Regions from separate parts of the Homo sapiens genome. Here region 1 is linked to region 2. A link is a contact called in ENCODE Hi-C or POLR2A ChIA-PET data. All regions are on one chromosome and are shown on one strand. The core of a region is the stretch at or near the end of the contact, and the rest is flanking DNA. Distances in the headings are between cores, read along the strand shown. Region 1 holds the start of NR1H2 (nuclear receptor subfamily 1 group H member 2). Region 2 holds the start of MYH14 (myosin heavy chain 14).

Evidence for each region. A loop is a pair of places that touch in the nucleus more often than their neighbours do. ChIA-PET counts read pairs that join two places held with the same protein, here RNA polymerase II (POLR2A). Pooled maps may share reads with other maps.
Region 1: a pooled map shows a loop between it and region 2 (3-fold over the local background). The contact joins the promoter of NR1H2 here to the promoter of MYH14 in region 2. A Hi-C loop is called at or near these places in 5 of 50 pooled maps. POLR2A ChIA-PET finds 5 or more read pairs at or near these places in 2 of 52 experiments (HEK293T and PC-9).

The regions. Positions count from the first base shown.
Region 1 is chr19:50,371,132-50,377,706 of GRCh38, forward strand. It overlaps NR1H2 (nuclear receptor subfamily 1 group H member 2), which reads left to right and starts at 5,326. Exons shown (of 10, transcript NM_007121.7): 1 at 5,326-5,445; 2 at 5,588-5,695; 3 at 6,456-6,517. The coding sequence starts at 6,475. It overlaps LOC105372437 (a long non-coding RNA gene), which reads left to right. Exons shown (of 4, transcript XR_007067299.1): 4 at 1,740-2,245. RefSeq lists an enhancer at 5,235-6,046 and a silencer at 5,867-5,956.
Region 2 is chr19:50,199,673-50,205,766 of GRCh38, forward strand. MYH14 (myosin heavy chain 14) reads left to right here and starts at 3,950. Exons shown (of 43, transcript NM_001145809.2): 1 at 3,950-3,999. It overlaps LOC124904746 (a long non-coding RNA gene), which reads right to left and starts at 4,304. Exons shown (of 3, transcript XR_007067298.1): 1 at 4,141-4,304. RefSeq lists a silencer at 5,672-5,771.

The DNA.
Region 1 (6,575 bases), core at 4,076-6,575, 170 kb after region 2:
ACGGGTATATCTGCTTATGGGAATGGGGTTTCTTTGTGGACTGACCAAAATGTTCTAAAATTGGTTATGGTGGTGGTTGCACAACCCGTGAACTTGCTAAAAACCATTAAATTGTACTTGAAAGTGCTGAATTGTTTGGTGTGTGAACCAAATCTCAATAAAGCTATTACCAAAAAAATTAGAGAATATTGGGTTACTTACAAATGAGAACCTTGGTCCACAGCTACCTTCAGACAACAAAACTGCCAGTGACCGAGTGCTTCTGTATGCCAGGCACTGCGCTTCCGGGATCCTCATACCCTTCATAAGAAATAAGAACAAGAGGCCGGGCACGGCAGCACACGCCTGTAATTCCTGCACTTTGAGAGGCCGAGGTGGGTGGATTGCCTGAGGTCGGGAGTTCGAGACCAGCCTGGCCAACATGATGAAACCCTGTCTCTATTAAAAATACAAAAAATTAGCCGGGCGTGGTGGCAGGTGCCTGTAGTCCCAGCTAGTCAGGAGGCTGAGGCAGGAGAATGGCGTGAACCCGGCAGGCAGAGGTTGCAGTGAGCCGAGATCACGCCACTGTACTAGAGTAAACTCTGTCTCAAATAAATAAATAAATAAATAAATAAGAACAAAGCCGGGCGTGGTGGCTCATGCCTGTAATCCCAGCACTTTGGGAGGCTGAGATGAGTGGATCACTTGATGTCAGGAGTTTGAAACCAGCCTGCCCAACATGGTGAAACCCCGTCTCTACTAAAAACACAAAAATTAGCCGGGCATGGTGGTGCGCACCCGTGATCCCAGCTACTCAGGAGGCTGAGGCAGGAGAATAACTTGAACCCGGGAGGCAGAAGTTGCAGTGAACCAAGATTGGGCCACTGCACTCTAGCCTGGGTGACAAGAGCAAAACTCAAAGAAAAAAGGAAGAACGATTTATCCTATTTACCAGTAGGTCAACCGAGACTGAGTGCAATGTGACTCGTCCCAAAAGTGTTGTAATTCCTCTTCAGCCTATTTCAGGACTCTTGCACTTTTCTAACAGTGGAAACTTAGAACTACTTTAACAGCCACAAGAATCAATACAGGCTGGATGAGAGGCTCATGCCTGTAATCCCGGCACCTTGGGAGGCCAAGGTGGGCAGATCGCCTGAGTCCATGAGTTCAAGAACAGCCTAGGCAACGTGGCGAAACCCCATCTCTAACAAAAATGTAAAAACTTAGCTGGGTGTGGTGGCTCATGCCTGCGGTCCCACATACTCTGGAGGCTGAGGTGGGAGGATCACCTGAGCCCAGGAGGTCAGGGCTGCAATAAGCCAAGATGGCACCACTGCACTCCAGCCTGGGCGACAGAGTGAGATCTTATCTTAAAAAAATAAATAAATAAATAAATAAATATAAATACAGTTCCACCATATCAGGCACCTCATTTGAAACCCACCCTGTTTATGCTTTTACCTCATTTAGTCATAAGAGTAAGGCAACAAGGTCATACTCTTGATCCCGGTGGGCTAGGGGAAGTCCCCATATGCTGGTGTGGGACCTCCACCCCAGCCAATGTCCAGGCTCTTGACACCATCTCGGGAAGGAACTTGAGGACAAGTGGGAAAATACTGAAAGTACAAAGATGTATTGCAAAGTGAAAAGTACACACTCAACAAAGAGGAGTACAGGTGGACTCCAGAGAGAGTCTCCTGCAGGGGGGGTTTGGGGCTGCTACCTTAATGGGTTTCTCTCTTTTTGTTTTGAGACAGTCTTGCTCTGTCCCCAGGCTGGAGTGCAGTGGCACGATCTTGGCTCACTGCAACCTCCGCCTCACGGGTTCCAGCGATTCTCCTGCCTCAGTCTCCTGAGTAGCTGGGACTACAGGTATGTACTATGGATTTCTTTAATCAAGGAGTGGAATATTCATGAAGATTCCTAGAAAAAGGAGATTTTTGAGAACTGTGGTGCCACCCACTTTTACACCAAATATGGGTGTTCCTGTAACCGTCCTGGTGCTGGTGGGTGTGTGTTTATGTTAATGAGCATATAACGAGGTCCTAGGTGAGACCTAGGTCATATGTAGGGCCTTGTTGGGTCCAATGTGTCTTAGCCAGGTTGGTCCACACCTAGGGTTTTCAAGAGTCTTATCAGCCCCCACCTGCTGCAACTATTTCAACAGTTTCCTTTTGCTAGTCATGTGAAACTGCTGCCTGGAATTTTCTATTCTCCTGTGACTACCCTGTGTTATTCCTGTCTCGCTTTTTTTTTTTTTTTTTTTTTTTGAGATAGAGTTTCAGTCTGTCGGTAGGCTGGAGTGCAGTGGCGCGATCTCGGCTCACTGCAACCTCTGACTCCTTGGTTCAAGAGATTCTCCTGCCTCAGCCTCCCAAGTAGTTGGGATTACAGGCACGTGCCACCACGCCCAGCTAATTTTTGTATTTTTAGTTGAGATGGGGTTTCACCATGTTGGCCAGGATGGTCTCCATCTCCTGACATCGTGATCTGCCTGCCTCAGCCTTCCAAAATGCTGGGATTACTGGCATGAACCACTGTGCCTAGCCTCCTGTCTCACTCTTTTTAATTTTTTTATTTTTATTTATTTGTTTATTTATTTATTTATTTTGAGACGGAGTCTTACTCTGTTGCCAGGCTGGAGTGCAGTGGCGCGTTCTCGGCTCACTGCAACCTCCGCCTCCTGGGTTCAAGTGATTCTTCTGTCTCAGCCTCCCAAGTAGCTGGGATTACAGGCACGTACCACCACGCCTGGCTATTTTTTTTGTATTTTTTTTAGTAGAGATGGGGTTTCATGGTGTTGGTCAGGCTGGTCTTGAACTCCTGACCTTGTGATCCACCTGCCTTGGCCTCCCAAAGTGCTGGGATTACAGGCGTGAGCCACCGTGCCCTGCCTTTATTTTTTTATTTTTGAGATGCAGTTTTGCTCCTGCTGCCCAGGGTGGAATGCAATGGCAAGATCTTGGCTCACCACAACCTCTGTCTCCCGGGTTCAATTCTCCTGCCTCAGCCTCCTGAGTAGCTGGGATTACAGGTGCCCGCCACCATGCCCGGCTAATTTTATATTTTTAGTAGAGACCAGGTTTCAGCAAGTTGGTCAGGCTAGTCTCGAACTCCTGATCTCAGGTGATCCACCTGCCTTGGCCTCCCAAAGTGCTGGGATTACAGGCATGAGCCACCATGCCCGGCTTTCTCACTCCTGTTTGCAATTTACAGGCAAGGAAACTGAGGCACGGGGAGGTTAAGGAACTGGGCTCAGTGTTACACAGGAAGGAAGTGACAGAGACACCAGGTTCTGCCATTTCCAACGCTCATGTTAATCACTTGTTTCGCTTCTAACATCCCTAGGTGGAAAATTCCACAATCTCAAACGATGGGCCTGAGTAGACATAATAAGTTACAGAAGAGCATGGATCACATAGTCCCATTTCTTTTTTATAAAGGCATACACATATGTCAGAGGCATTCCAACCACAGCGATTCTGTCTTGAATAGGAGCTTGGTAAAATAAGGCTGAGACCTACTGGGCTGCGTTCCCAGGAGGTTAAGGCATTCTTAGTCACAGGATGAGATAGGATAGGAGGTTGGCACAAGATACGGGTCACAAAGAGCTTGCTGATAAAACAGCATATGCAGTAAAGAAGTCAGCCAGATCCCAGCAAAACCAAGATGGCGATGAGAGTGACCTCTAGCCGTCCTCATGGCTCATTATACACTAATTATAACGCATTAGCATGCTAAAAGTCACACCCACCAGCACGATGACAGCTTACAAATGCCATGGCAACGTCAGGAAGTTCCCCTATATGGTCTAAACGGGGGAGGAACCCTCAATTCTGAGAATTGCCTACCCTTTTCCTGGAAAACTCATGAATAATCCACCCGTTGTTTAGTATATAATCAAGAAATAACTATAAGTATAATCACAGTGAACAGCCCAAGCCGCTGCTCTACCTGGAGTAGCCATTCTTTTATTCCTTTATTTTTATTGCATTTTATTTTTGAGACGGAGTTTCGCTCTTGTTACCCAGACTGGAGTGCAATGGCGCAATCTCGGCTCACCGCAACCTCGGCTCACCGCAACCTCCGCCTCCTGGGTTCAAGCGATTCTCCTGCCTCAGCCTCTCCCGAGTAGCTGGGATTACAGGCGCCCGCCACCATGCCTGGCTAATTTTGTATTTTTAGTAGAGACGGAGTTTCTCCATGTTGGTCAGGCTGATCTCAAACTCCCGACCTCAGGTGATCTGCCCACCTCGGCCTCCCAAAGTGCTGGGATTACAGGCGTGAGCCACCGCGCCCGGTCCGAGACTGAGCTTTTTTAATTCTTCCAATCACCAAGTTATTGAAACCATTTTTGCAAAATTTTAACAATGAGAAAATTCTGACATCTCAAATCTGGCCAGGCACAGCGGCTCACGCCTGTAATCCCAACACTCTGGAAGGCCGAGGTAGGTGGATTGCCTGAGGTCAGGAGTTCGATACCAGCCTGGCAAACATGGTGAAACCCCATCTCTACTAAAAATAGAAAAATTAGCCGGCCGTGGTGGTGGGCACCTGTAATCCCAGCTACAAGGGAGGCTGAGGCAGGAGAATCGCTTGAACCCAGGAGGCGGAAGTTGCAGTTAGCTGAGATCGCGGCACTGCACTCCAGCCTGGGCAACAGAGTGAGACTCCATCTCAAAAAAAAAAAAGTAAAAATAAGCCCGGTGCCGCAGCTCACGCCTGTAATCCCAGCACTTTGGGAGGCCGAGGCAGGCGGATCATTTGAAGTCAGGAGTTCGAGACCAGCCTCGCCAACATGGCGAAACCCTGTCTCTACTAAAAATACAAAAAAATGAGCCGGGCGTGGTGGCACATGCCTGTAATCCCAGTTACTTGGGAGGGTGAGGCAAGAGAATCTCTTGAACCCAGGACGCAGAGGCTGGAGTGAGCTGAGATCACACCACTGCACTCCAGTCTGGGGTGACAGAGTGAGACCTCTCCAAATAAATAAATAAAAATAAATAAAACTAACAAGCAGCACGACTCCAAAATCAGAAAACTTGTAACGACCAAAAAAGTGCAAACGTGCCTTAAATCAGTCATGTGCGACAAGCAGCTATAGCTAGGGTTTGGCCGCAGGCTCAGAGAAGCGCATGAATGAGCTAAAGCCACAAAGCGCGGGGCTGGAGGTTTGGCTCCCAAGAAGCGAGGAAATGGGTTCGGAACTCTTCTGCCAAGTCCCAGTAGATCTACCCGGTAAACTTCCGGTGAGTTTCCAACTTCCGTGCGGGGCAGCAGCTTCGGCTGGTCCTAAGCGGACCGGAAGTTCGTCAAGTTTCACGCTCCGCCCCTCTTCCGGACGTGACGCAAGGGCGGGGTTGCCGGAAGAAGTGGCGAAGTTACTTTTGAGGGTATTTGAGTAGCGGCGGTGTGTCAGGGGCTAAAGAGGAGGACGAAGAAAAGCAGAGCAAGGGAACCCAGGTAGGTGCACCCGAGAGTGGGGAGACGCAGGAGGAGCCCCGAACCCGGGGCTTCTCGGCGCTCCCCGCGTACTCCGCTCTGCCCCCTTCTCTCCTTCCATTTCCTCCCCTCGGTAATTCGCGCCTCCCGCGGCTGTTTCCAGGGCAACAGGAGTAGTTCACTCCGCGAGAGGCCGTCCACGAGACCCCCGCGCGCAGCCATGAGCCCCGCCCCCCGCTGTTGCTTGGAGAGGGGCGGGACCTGGAGAGAGGTGCGAGGGCGGAGCATGAATGGAGGAGGCGGGGCGGGGCATGATGGGAGGTGATGGGGCGGGACCTGCAGCGCGGTGCGGGGGCGGGGCATGAAGGGAGGAGGCGGGGCTGGGGGCGGGGCATGATGGGAGGAGATGTGGCGGGGCCTGGAGCGAGGTTGTGGGGGTGCAGTAGGAAGGGAGGAGGCGGGGCGGGGGCGGGGCATGATGGGAGGGGATGGGGACCTGGAGCGAGGTTGTGGGGGTGAGGCTTGGAGGGAGGGATGCATATGGGGCGGGGCAAGGTGTTGGGAGGCCCATGATGGGGGCTTTAGGGGCTGAACCTGGAAGGTTGAGGGCGGAGCATAGTAGGAGGAGGTGGGGTCAGAATGAGAAATAGGGATGCTTGGGGCAGAAGTGAGGTAGAGTCTTAAGAAGAGGAGGTGGGGGGAAACTACATGGCATGGAGGCCGTGAAGGCAGAGCATGATTAAAGGAGAATGGGCCCTACCTAGAAAAAGCAGGTGGATTGGACCTGAGGGGGCGGGGCCTACAGCAGGGGCGGGGCTTAAGACCAAGCTGAAGGCTGGCGTGGAACAGAAGGGGGCAGGTCTTGTTAGAAGGATGGGGAGGGTTTGTAGGCTGGCAGGAACCAGGGTTGTGGCTGAGAGTAGGGTCTTTGGAGAGATGGAAAAAAAAGGGAAAGCCCTGTCAGGACCTGTAACTGACCTAACCTAACCCTTCTTAGCCCCACAAGGCTCTCAATCCCCTGTATTCTACAGGCTGCTCCGTGACCCCACCATGTCCTCTCCTACCACGAGTTCCCTGGATACCCCCCTGCCTGGTGAGTGACTCTCTTCCCCACCCAGCCCTTATCACACACGAGCAGAAGCTCACTGTAC
Region 2 (6,094 bases), core at 2,700-5,199:
GCCTCCTTTGGACTTGATTTTCTGGGTCTCAGCCTCCCTCTGCTGGCTTTGTGCAGCCCAAGCTCTACAGCCAGACTACATTGATTCGAATTCAGGCTCTGCCACCTTTAAACTGTGCAGACTACATTGATTTGAATGCAGGCTCTGCCACCTTTAAACTGTGCAACCTTGGTCAGCTGTGCCTCAGTGTCCTCATCTGTAAAATGGGTTTGACATTAGAACTTACCACTTAGCGTTATCAGGAGGATTATAGGATTTAGCACACAGAAGGGGCTTAGAACTGTGCCTGGAACACAGTAAGCACTCAATAAATACCAGCAACTTTCAAAATGCTGATACAGCCGTCCACCACATAGAATGCCCTCCGCAAAAGAAAGCTCATTACTATCACTCAGTGATGTCATCAATTACCTCATAGACTGAGCAGAATTGATGACATCTCCAATTATGAGGTCAATTTAGAACCTGGTGGGCATGATGATATCACAAGTTGCCAGGTAAATCTACCTGGGTAATCCCAGGCTAAATCTAGCCCTGGGTAGTGTTGATGACATCACCAGTTACCAGGCAGATTATAGTTAAAATGTGGGTGCCCAGTGCCTTCTTTCCTGTTTGAAATTCTGTTGTGTCCCAGTCCATACTCTTTCCTAGCACCGTTGGGAACAGGACTTTCATGTCTCTGGACCTCAATTTTTCTTTCTTTCTCTTTCTTTCTTTCTTTCTTCTCTCTCTTTTTTTTTTTTTTTTTTTTGAGTTTTTTGTGATAGAGTCTCAGTCTGTCACCCAGGCTGGAGTGCAATGGCACAATCTTGGCTCACTGCAAACTCCACCTCCCGAGCTCAAGCAATTCTCCTGCCTCAGCCTCCCAAGTAGCTGGGACTACAGGCGCCCACTGTCATGCCTGGCTTATTTTTGTATTTTTAGTAGAGATAGGGTTTCACCATGTTGGGTAGGCTGGTCTCAAACTCCTGGCCTCAGGTGATCCTCCCACCTCAGCCCCAAAAATTGCTGGGATTACAGGGGTGAGCCACTGTGCCTGGCGTGGACCTCAGTTTTCTATCCATCAAATGGGGATAATAAAAGCACCAGCCTCGTAGGGTTGTGGAGAGAATCCAATGAGTTAATACATAAAAGGGCAAAATGTCCAGCACACAGTCAGCACTCCATACACAGCAGCACTCATTATCTTTACTGTAGGATGTTTCCATGGAGCACGCTCCAGCCAGAGTGACAGGAGCCCTCAGCTCTGTCTTGGTTAAGACAGATGCCTGCAGGGGCCTGTTTCCTAGGAGTTGGAGCCCAGATCCGCCATTAGCAGTAGTCAGGAGACCCTGGACATGTTGCTAGCCTATAAAGTGGGGTAATGACCATGCCAGCCTCACGGGGCTGGCATGAGGATGCACTGACATAATGACAGTCATGTTTCCAGCACACAATCAGACCTCACAACTGTGAGCTGTGTTATCACTGCGAGTACTCTCAGAAAGGTCCTTTTCTCCCCAGGATGTTGTTTCCCCATCTGCAAAGAAGTGGAAGGTGGCTGTGGCAATCTCAAAGCCATGGCAATCTTGACACTATGACCACAGGGATGGTCCTGTGATTCACCTTTGCTGTTGCTGAGCAAGTGCATTGGGAGTTGGATGCTTGAATCTGTGTCTGCCCTCAGCACCCAACTCCAGCTTCTCTTGTCTCTTTTCTGCCCATCTCTTATCTCCCAACATTTCCTTTCATATTTCTTTGGCTTCTTGCTCGTACGCTAGACTTCGTATGTATATAGTTTCTCTCCTGCATGCTGTTTGTAGGACAATAAATGGCAATAGTCATGATAATCAGTATTTTCTTTTTCTTTTCTTTCTTTTTTTTTTGAGATGGAATCACTCTGCCACCCAGGCTGGAGTGCAGTGGTGCTATCTCCGCTCACTGCAACCTCCGCCTCCTGGGTTCCAGTGATTCTCCTGCCTCAGCCTCCCGAAAAGCTGGGATTACAGGCGTGGGCCACTATGCCTGGATAATTTTTGTATTTTTAGTAGAGACGGGGTTTCACCATGTTGGCCAGGCTGCTCTCGAACTCCTGACTTCAAGTGATCTGCCTGCCTCAGCTTCCCAAAGTGCTGGAATTAGAGGCGTGAGCCACCGCTCCTGGCCAGTACTTTCTTATTCAGCCTTTTCCCTGGTGCCAGGACTGTACTAAGAGCTTTGTAGGCACTAATTCACTTAATCCACTCAATACAAGCACTCATTACCATTTACTCAACAAACACTTATTAAACACCTACTGTGTGCCAGGCACTGAGGATTCGGCACTGAACAAAATAAAGATCTTTGTCCTCGTGGGACTTAAATTCTAGTGAGGAGACAGATGATAAACAGATAAATTAGCAAACACTCCCAGTGCTATGAGAAAAAGCAAAGCGGGGTTAAACGAGAGAGAGTGATGAGAGGAACTGTCTTATATAGGATGGCCAGGAAAGGCCTCTTGGAAGAGGTGATATTGGAGCAGAACGGATGATGTGGGAGAGAGGTTGTCATGCAAAACCTGGGGAAGAGCATTCCTGGTGGACCCAACAGAGAATGCAAAGGCCTTGGGGCAGCACCAGGCCTCCTGGTTTGAGAAATTGAGCCAGTGTAGCTGGAGCAGTATGAAGGGGAGGGCCTGGGGGTGAGATCAGAGAGAGCAAAAGGGCCAGCCACATCCCGCAGGACCTCATTGGCCATGGTGAGTTCTTAGACTTTTACTGAGTGAAATGGGAGCCATGGAAGGCTCTGAACAGAGGAAAGGCCCCATCTGAATAGAGTAGACTGTAGGGAGAGCAAGGGTGAAGGCAGACAGTCCATCACTCCCATTTTACGAGTGCAGAAATAAATGGAATCTCAAAAAAGTCCAGCAACTGGCCTGAGCCCACACAGCTGCTGAGCAGCCGAGCCAAGCTGGCAGGCCTCCTTGGGTTCAGTGGAGCCATTCCTTTGTGCCCTTGGCTCTTTTTATTTTCCTTTTAAATAGAGATGGGGCCTATGTTGCCCAGGCTGGTCTTGACCTCCTGGGCTCAAGTGATCCTCCCACCCTGGCCTCCCAAAGTGTTGGGATTACAGGTGTGAGCCACGGCACCCTTCCAACCTTGGGAAGTCTTTTGGCTCTCCTGAGCCTCAGTTTTCCCATCTGTAAATTGTAAATGGGGAATCATTACCACGTTTGGGCATAGCATGGCGGTTAAAAGCACAACTTCTGGTTGGATCTGAGTCCTTGCTCTGCCATCGGCCAGCTCTGTGACTTTCTGCAATTAACACCCTCTTTCTAAGCTTGGGGTTACCTCATCTAGAAGATGAAGATCTTAATAGCACCAATTTCAAGGGCTTCGTTGTAAGGATTAAATGAGATCATGCAGGTAAGGCGCTTAGCACAGCTCCCGGTCTACATCGAAGTGCTTGATAAACGATCATTGTTATTCCGATAGTATCACGGCCCACACCTCCCCGGTGGGTGAGAGCCTGGGAGGGTGCCTGGTACATGGTCTACGTTCGACAAAAGTGAATTCTGTCTCCTGTCTCTCCTGCCCGCCGGGTCCCGGGGGACCCAGGCATTCCGGCCTTCGGTCGGCCCCCCCACGCCGGCCCTTACAAAGGCCCCCATTCATGCCTTGCGCACAAAGCGGCCCATTCACCCTGGCCCCTTGGGCCTCCCGCCCCCGGCCGCCCCCCGCGCCTCGCTATTGGTGGCGCCCCGTGCCCATCAGGCCTCGGCTTCCACCCCCGACCGCGCCGCCTAGCTCCGCGCCCGGGCCGCGTTCTTTTCCCACGGCTGGCACCCTTCGACAACTTCTGATTGGCCCAGCCCGCCAGCCGCTCTTTTTGATTGGCGGCTCCCGTCCCCCAGGGGCGGGGCCGTAGCTTGCCGCAGCGGGCGCCGATTGGCCTCTGCTGCTCTCTTGGGGGCGGGGCTGTCCTGGCGGACACGCCCCTCTTTCTCCCCAGGCCGAAGCCTCGGGACGGCCCTGGAAGCCGGTGAGTGCCCGGGGCCGGCAGCCCTCCGGGGGCGGCGGAACGGGACTGAGCCAGGGGAAGCTGGAGCCTGGGGGCTGCGATCGGGGCCCGGGAGCCCGGGCAGGCGGCCGGGGACGGCGGGGAGGTGACGCGGACACTCACCTTGGGCGCGCAGCGGGACGGCGGCGAGGGAGGTGGGGGGGCGGGACGTCTACACTCCCCCAACTCCAGTTGCCGCCGTGTGCGAGGCCCGGTCGGGGTCCTCGTTGTCAGCCCCGGGCCTGTTCCGCAGAAGGGGAAACTGAGGCTGTCTTTGGAACCTCGGCCGCTTTAATACCTGAGTCATCGCCTCCAGTCCCCCGCCCCCAGCATGACATGTCTCTGTTCTCACGTGTCAGAATCGGAGGCCAGAGAGAGGGGTCGTGACTGGAAGAGGCGGAGGGGTAGGGAAGGACATATTTGAGAACCTATGATGTACTTGGACGCTTTTATTTTTTATAACTAAATAATTTCCTTTCCTTATCGTGTTGACTCGAGGTGAGTTATATTGTACCCATTATACAGAGAGGGGAAGGCTGAGACTGGGCCGAATTGGTGACTGCAGGGGGACCTGGTGGAGAAGAACACTCCAGAGACCAACTGTGTGCTGGGTCCTTTAACCTTTTCAGTCCCACAGGAGTCCCCTAAGGAAAGCGGTGGTCCCTGTGGCATAGATGGGGAAGCAGGTTGGTAGTAATCACCAACTGGGACGCAGAAATTCATGTCTTTAGGGACCTGCTACAAGTTCTTTCCAGACCCCCTCCTTTAGAATGGCAGAAAACGGTATAGGCTTGAATTCCAGACCTCCCTCTTACGCTGTGTGATCTTGAGTGCCTTACTTTGACCCTTCCTGCCTCAGTTTCCACATCAGAGAAATGGACATGCTGATCACCCCTATGTCATTGGTTGTTGAGGTTATTCTAGGCCGGGCGCAGTGGCTCAGGCCTGTAATCCCAGCACTTTGGGAGGTGGAAGCGAAAGAATCGCTTGAGCCCAGGAGTTCGAGACCAGCTTGGGCAACACAGCGAGACTTCGTCTCTACAAAAAGTAAAAGAGTTAGCCGGGCGTGGTGGCGTGACCCTGCTGTCCCAGCTACTCGGGAGGCTGAGCAGGGAGGATCGGTTGAGCCCAGGAGGTCAAGGCTGCAGTGAGCCATGATCGTGGCATTGCACTCCAAGCTGGGCAACAGAGAGAGACCCTGTCTCTCCCTCTTTTTTTTTTTTTAAATCATTTTATGATCTCAAAGAGCTGTTCTAAGAGGAGAAAATACCCGACACATAGTAGGTACTCTTATCACCATGTAGTCTTTATTTCACTCCCGAGACTGAAGCTCAGGACAGAATACCATTGTCCTCTTCTTTGGTACTCTTACTGTCTATAGATTTTGTTGTTCCCTTCCCGCAGTTGGGAAACTGAGGCTCAGGGAGATTAATGATGAAGCACTGGGCTGGGGAACTTTCTGAACGTCGTTTTATTAATTTCACTGGCCGCAATGCACAGCAGGGAAAGCTGAGGCCCAGGAAGCTCCAGCGGGGTTTGAATCCCGGGAATCCTCAGCCTTCTCCGCGGCGGGCCCTCGACCTTTGCCCTCCATAAGGGGGAGGAGCCCCTGGCGCCGCCGCCGCCGCCGCCCACCTGGCAACAGGCTCAACCCCCGCCTTCCCCCGGCCCCCGTCAGAGGCCCTGAAGCTCCAGGCCCGCCCCGTTCCCAGCCGGGCAGGTGCTGGGTGACATCAGAGCCGGGCTCCCGCCCTGTGACGCGACGGGGCCCCGCCCTGCGCTGGACCGCGGAGGTCGCTGCACCTGAAGAGAACGGGGATTCCCGCGCCCTCACCCCATCTCCCCGCTCCGGTCGGCGCCCCCAGGTAGCCCCGAGGATCTGCGAGTTGAGGGGGCGGCGACACAGGCGCTTGGGTCCAGGGGAATGGGTACGGGGCTCTCAGACTCCTGGATCTGAGAAGGGGCCTTGGGGGCCGGCTGTCCCAGGTCTGAGGAAGGACTGCGCCGCGAGCCCGAACTTCTGGGTCCTGGGGGAGGAAAGGACTGGGGCCAGGACTGCAGAGCTGGGGTCTTAGGG